2 separate regions of the Homo sapiens genome follow, and region 1 is linked to region 2. Evidence: chromatin contacts called from ENCODE Hi-C data. All regions are on one chromosome and are shown on one strand. Each heading gives the region's core, a stretch centred on a gene start or an enhancer-like site at or near the end of the contact. The rest is flanking DNA. Distances are from core to core; before and after follow the strand shown.

Region 1 (2,700 bases), core at 124-2,623, 2.8 Mb after region 2:
TTTAGCCTGACAGCATCCCTCCCTCCTTTCGGTTCCTGGCCTGATGAGCCGCCTCCACCTGCGAGCGGTGCAGGCATTTTTGTTGTCGACTAACCCCCTCTAGCGCCGAACTGGCGGCATCCGAGCCGCGGCTGCCAGGCCGGGAGAAGGCTGGGCTTGGCCGGGCTCTGCAGCGCTCCGGGCTCCGTCCCTGCCCTGGGCGCCCGCCTCCGCCGCGGGGCGAGGTGGTGGAGACCGCGGACGCCGAGGGTCCTCCCAGTCAGCACGCCGCGTTGCCCCGGCCCTGGGGCGGGGGCCGCGGAGTCCCACCAAGTGGCCCGCGCCTCGGCTTCCGGGAGACCCGAGCGCGGGGAGGGAGTGGGTGCCGCGAGGGGGCGGCTCGCGCGGGGAGAGCCGTCAGCCCACGGCGCCCCTGCGCTGCTGTGGATGTGGCCACGCGCCACTCGGCCCTTGGACTGCTAGGAGAGCGCGGCCCGACGCCACCACGCCGTGGACGCTCGGGGACCCCTGAATCCCAGCGTCAAGGCTGCGACGATGCTCGTGACCTCCACCGCGAAGTCACCTCCGCAAGGCGACGCAAGGACCTCGGCGATCCCGGGCGCCGTACACCCGCCACTTTCCAGCCTCATGTAACCCCCCCTCTGCTGCTTCCTCCCGGCGCTTTGCTTTTCTACAACTGGAAGCCGCGAAGGCGGCTACTGCGCTGAGCCGCTCGCTCTGCTGGTCAAGTTTGGGCGACCCGCGCGGAGGAGGGTCGGGCTGACTGCCGCCGCTGAGCTGTCCCCGGACGGGAGCGCCTGTCCACGGCACTCACCCCCTCCAGCGGTGGAAATGTGGAGAAGTAAGTGGGAGGCGGTGTCGGGAACTGACTCCTCTTAAAACGGTCGGCGCCGCTGCTCTGAAATGGGCGGCTAAGTGCTTGTGGGACTAAGGGCGGCCTCAGAGATGCCCGGAAAATCGCTGCCACGGCCAGAGTGCGGCGCAGACGCGGCAGAGTTGGAGGTGTCCGCGGTGCAGGCTGCTGCCCACGCCGCTCAGGCCAGGTGCTGAGGGCTCAGCCCGCGCCTCGGCCGAACCACTCTCAGCCCCGTTGAGCCACCTCGTCCGCCCGGCTTTCATCGCACCGGCCAGAGGAAAGTTCCCGCGGCCCCCACGCCTCTTCACAGCTGCAGCGCCTCCCCTGCTTTTGGCTCCGCAAGTGCCCACTTGAGTCGGGAGAGGTCCTCGGGCCGCCCCAACTGCCCGCCCCACCTGGCAGTCCGTCCCCGCCCCCGTCCTCGCGGTGAGGCGCTCCCCGCCCCCTCGCTCCCCTCCCCCAAACCACAGCCCGAGCTCGCTCTTGCGCGCGCGCGCTCTCTCCGGCCCAAGTGAATAGTCCTCGCGCAAGCGGGACACTGTGGTGGATGCAATTCCCCTCGCCTCCAGCCGCGAGGAGCTCCCCGGCGCCGCAGGCAGCGTCCTCCTCCGAAGCAGCTGCACCTGCAACTGGGCAGCCTGGACCCTCGTGCCCTGTTCCCGGGACCTCGCGCAGGGGGCGCCCCGGGACACCCCCTGCGGGCCGGGTGGAGGAGGAAGAGGAGGAGGAGGAAGAAGACGTGGACAAGGACCCCCATCCTACCCAGAACACCTGCCTGCGCTGCCGCCACTTCTCTTTAAGGGAGAGGAAAAGAGAGCCTAGGAGAACCATGGGGGGCTGCGAAGTCCGGGAATTTCTTTTGCAATTTGGTTTCTTCTTGCCTCTGCTGACAGCGTGGCCAGGCGACTGCAGTCACGTCTCCAACAACCAAGGTAAGGGACGGGGCGGAGGAGCGGGAGTGGGTGGGAGGAGGAGGGTGCTTGGAGAACCAGGGTACTGGTTGCCTCCTGCAGGTAACTTTGTACAGGGGTCAGAGTCTCCTGGCTCGCCACACGAGGGGATCGAGGATGTCCCCTTACCCTAGCGCCCTGTTTACACCGCCCGGGACGGTGACTCCACAGGCTAGGATCCGTTGTGTTTCTAAATGTCTTTAAACGGTAGCGTGAGCATCAGCTGCAGTTGGGTCCCACCGCTAGCGGCCGTGGGACCGCTCCCCGCTGCGCTGTCTCCACTGGAAGTCAGGCTCCGTGGCACAGACTTAATGGAGACTTCTGGCTCTTTGGTGGTCGCTCTTCTCAGGGGAACGTGTGGTTCTCCCACATGCCTTCTTGAAAGGCAGGGTGCTCCCGCTGTACCCCGTGACCAGTTATCAGTCTTTCCCCACCCCTCCGGTGACTGCCGCCCTCGCCCAGCCTCAGTCCCCATGCTTCATCTACCATCCAGGCCACCGAAGTAGACTTACTCGAAATTCTTCCTAGACCAGATGCTCCAGATCTGTGTAGGGGTTTCATATTCTTGCGGGCAGGGAGTAGAAAAGGGTTTAGGGTGAATTTCCAAGTTGTGAATACCCTATTCATGAAGTCAAGTCACTGACAGATTGCTTGGAGGACTTTGTTTCGGTGGGTAAAGTGGTAAAGTGAAGGTAAATAGTGGTTAAAAAGTGATGGAAAGCCCTTGGAATATTTGAGCATTTTCCCTTTTTCTATTCATACAATCTTCATGAAATATATCTCCTTGTATTTCTGCTGTGCATAAAGATCTATAAAAAGTACCACCTGCATATTCTAAGTCCTTTCAGACTAAGCATGAAACAACCATAAAAGTTTCCCAGCATGTATCTGGCT
Region 2 (2,700 bases), core at 166-2,665:
TTATTGGAACATCCAAAATATGTTCCTATAGAAAGAATGAAATCTACTTTTTGTTGCAAGCTGCCCTTAAACGTCTCTTTATTGTAAATATAACTTTAATTCAGCTAATTAAAAAAGAGTGGCCTTATTCTTTATAGCTTCTCTCATTCTTTGATTCTTCTAAACTCTTCTATTCTCTAAGTGTTCATGGTTTTCTTTATAACTCCACAGATGTTTTAATAGTCCCTGGGGATGGCTATGGTATTGAAAGGTTGACATTTTTATTGTTTGTAACTTGGACAGTAAATAGCCTTAAAGGCAAGAGTTTATTCATTTATTAATTCAACAGATACTTACTAAGTACCTATTATATACTAGGTGTGGGTGTTATATCAGGGGAAAGAAAGATTCCTATCTGCATGGAGTAAAATTTCTAGTTTGATATTCTGGCCTGTCCCCAAACCAGTATGCTTCAAAATAATGTTTATTGTGTCAGTGAATGCTAAATATTTCACTTGGGTGCTAAAATTTTAGTTGAAAAATTAACGTTGTCAATTAAAGTCTAAAGATTTTCTTTTTTTGTGTATCATTTGTAACAGAATACCCTGAAGATGTAGCTCCTACTGTTGGATTTTCAAAAATTAACCTTAGACAAGGAAAGTTTGAAGTCACCATCTTTGACTTGGGAGGTGGAATAAGAATTCGGGGAATCTGGAAGAATTACTATGCTGAATCCTATGGGGTAATATTTGTTGTGGATTCCAGTGATGAAGAGAGAATGGAAGAGACAAAAGAGGCTATGTCAGAAATGCTAAGACATCCTAGGATATCGGGAAAGCCTATATTGGTGTAAGTAATGTTAGCATCATTGTAAATGTAGGGACGATGGCATTGGCCACTAAAGAAATTTACCTGTTACAGACTAGTGAATAAGCTAAAATAGTCACGCTTTAGTATACTAAAATGTATGTAATTAACTGGGAGTTGTTAATTTACTGAGGCCTTGTTATAGTGCTGTCTATAGGGGAAAAGGGCTAAGGCTATAGAATTCTTAAAAGTGGATCTCTTCGATATTCAAATATAAACTCATTGTTTTATGTGATAGTTTACTTTTTATAGAATTTTGCATTTTGAAATACTCCATTAACAAGGTTCTAAAATATCTTTTAATTTTTTCTCTTTTAGTAACTTGTATTTTGCTTTTGTCCTTTTTTCCTTAAAGAGTTATTATTTCAGAGTTATGTAAACAGTTTATTTTTCTAATACCACATTGATTTCTCAGTTTTCACATCTACATTTCCATATTGGACATGTGATTGTTATCAAATTAGGCATACACTTATATGATTTCGTCCATGTGGGTGAACATTTTTTAAAAACGAAGTGACAAAGGACTTTTGCACTACCAGCCCTCATAGCATTTATGCATGGTAAACAGTAGATGGTGCTATAACCGTGAGGCATAGCAAACTGAAAGTAGTTTAAATTGCTCTTTAACTTGTAGTAAACTAAATATTTGCCCTTGCCGTCTTGTCCCTTTTCCCTTGTTCTTGTGGTTCATTATTAAGGATTAAAAAAAAAAAAAATCAACCTGTCATGTGGTTAGATGAAAAATTGTAGAGTTTCTCAGTGGTCTTCAGTAGTAAATGAACATTTTTAAATGAGGTGGTTTGGAAGCTCTGATTGCAAAAGTTAAAACTGTATTATATAATTTATTGCTAAAGTTGATACTTTTAAATTTTTATATATTTAATTAGAGAAGTTATTTGATTTGTATAAGCAATTCTCATGTTTTATTGAATCTAAAGGAGAACTTTTAACAGGGATATGTATGAAGAGAGAACTTTGCAGAACCCCATAGGCTAAATTGGTGTTTACAGATGTTTAAGCAGGGAATCAGTGATTTCTAGACTAAAGTAAAAAATATTAATGATGGTTATTTGTAAAACAATATTATGTGCTTTTTTAAAACTAGTCATTTAATTTTTTTCATTTACTCTTTTCTGGATTTATTCATTAATACATGCATTAATTCAACAAATATTTACGTGAGCATCTACTGTTGCCAAGCATAGAATCTTTTCTATAATCACAACATTGCCAAGGGTTGGGAAAGTGTTTGGGAATAAAAATAACAAAAATCCAAGTTAGACCTCAGGAGCTTACATTCTAGGGGGTGAGATAACAGACTAAATATAATTAATAAGTTACATTATATATTAGATCATCAGTGTATTGAAAACAAACAAGTAAAAGAATATCAGAAAGCCTATGGTGGTAGTGATGACAAGGGTCTGTTGCTCTTATAATTAGAATGATCCTAATAGGCCTTATTGAGAAACTGACATTTGAAATGAGGGAGTCAGTCATGCAGATATCTGTGGAAACGGCTCAAAGTCGGGGTATACAGTTGTTAAGTGACTACAGTGATTACTGAGTAATCAAATAACAGCAAAATATTTGCTTTCAATTCTGTCACCTCTCTCAGCTAGTGAATTTCCTGAATAGAAAAGAAAATACAGAACTACTGTGATTGCTTCACCATTATAAACTCATAGTTAGTGAGAATTCACAAAGATATAAGAATTAATTATGGACAGTGTAATATGTTTATGAAATATAGAATCGTTTGCCATTTGACCAGATTTTCTCATGGGATTTTTACAATCAGAATTTTATTATTAAAGGTAAACTGCTTTTTGGAAGGAATGTGATTCAAAA

The links. A loop is a pair of places that touch in the nucleus more often than their neighbours do. Pooled maps may share reads with other maps.
Region 1: a map of endothelial cell of umbilical vein shows a loop between it and region 2 (9-fold over the local background). The contact joins the promoter of EPHA6 here to the enhancer-like site in region 2. A Hi-C loop is called at or near these places in 2 of 168 maps with a recorded cell type or tissue (endothelial cell of umbilical vein and naive thymus-derived CD4-positive, alpha-beta T cell), 13 of 37 single-sample maps with no recorded cell type and 9 of 50 pooled maps.

The regions. Positions count from the first base shown.
Region 1 is chr3:96,813,221-96,815,920 of GRCh38, forward strand. EPHA6 (EPH receptor A6) reads left to right here and starts at 1,374. Exons shown (of 18, transcript NM_001080448.3): 1 at 1,374-1,788. The coding sequence starts at 1,404. It overlaps LOC124909397 (a long non-coding RNA gene), which reads right to left and starts at 1,187. Exons shown (of 2, transcript XR_007095974.1): 1 at 815-1,187. RefSeq lists silencers at 210-279, 340-459.
Region 2 is chr3:94,003,081-94,005,780 of GRCh38, forward strand. ARL13B (ARF like GTPase 13B) reads left to right here. Exons shown (of 10, transcript NM_001174150.2): 3 at 579-828. Among named protein-coding and RNA genes, the nearest start is that of STX19, 24 kb to the right of the region's middle. Within about 2 kb of position 1,416, at least 2 of the 41 ENCODE cell types and tissues checked have a DNase peak (open chromatin) inside an H3K27ac peak, as active enhancers do.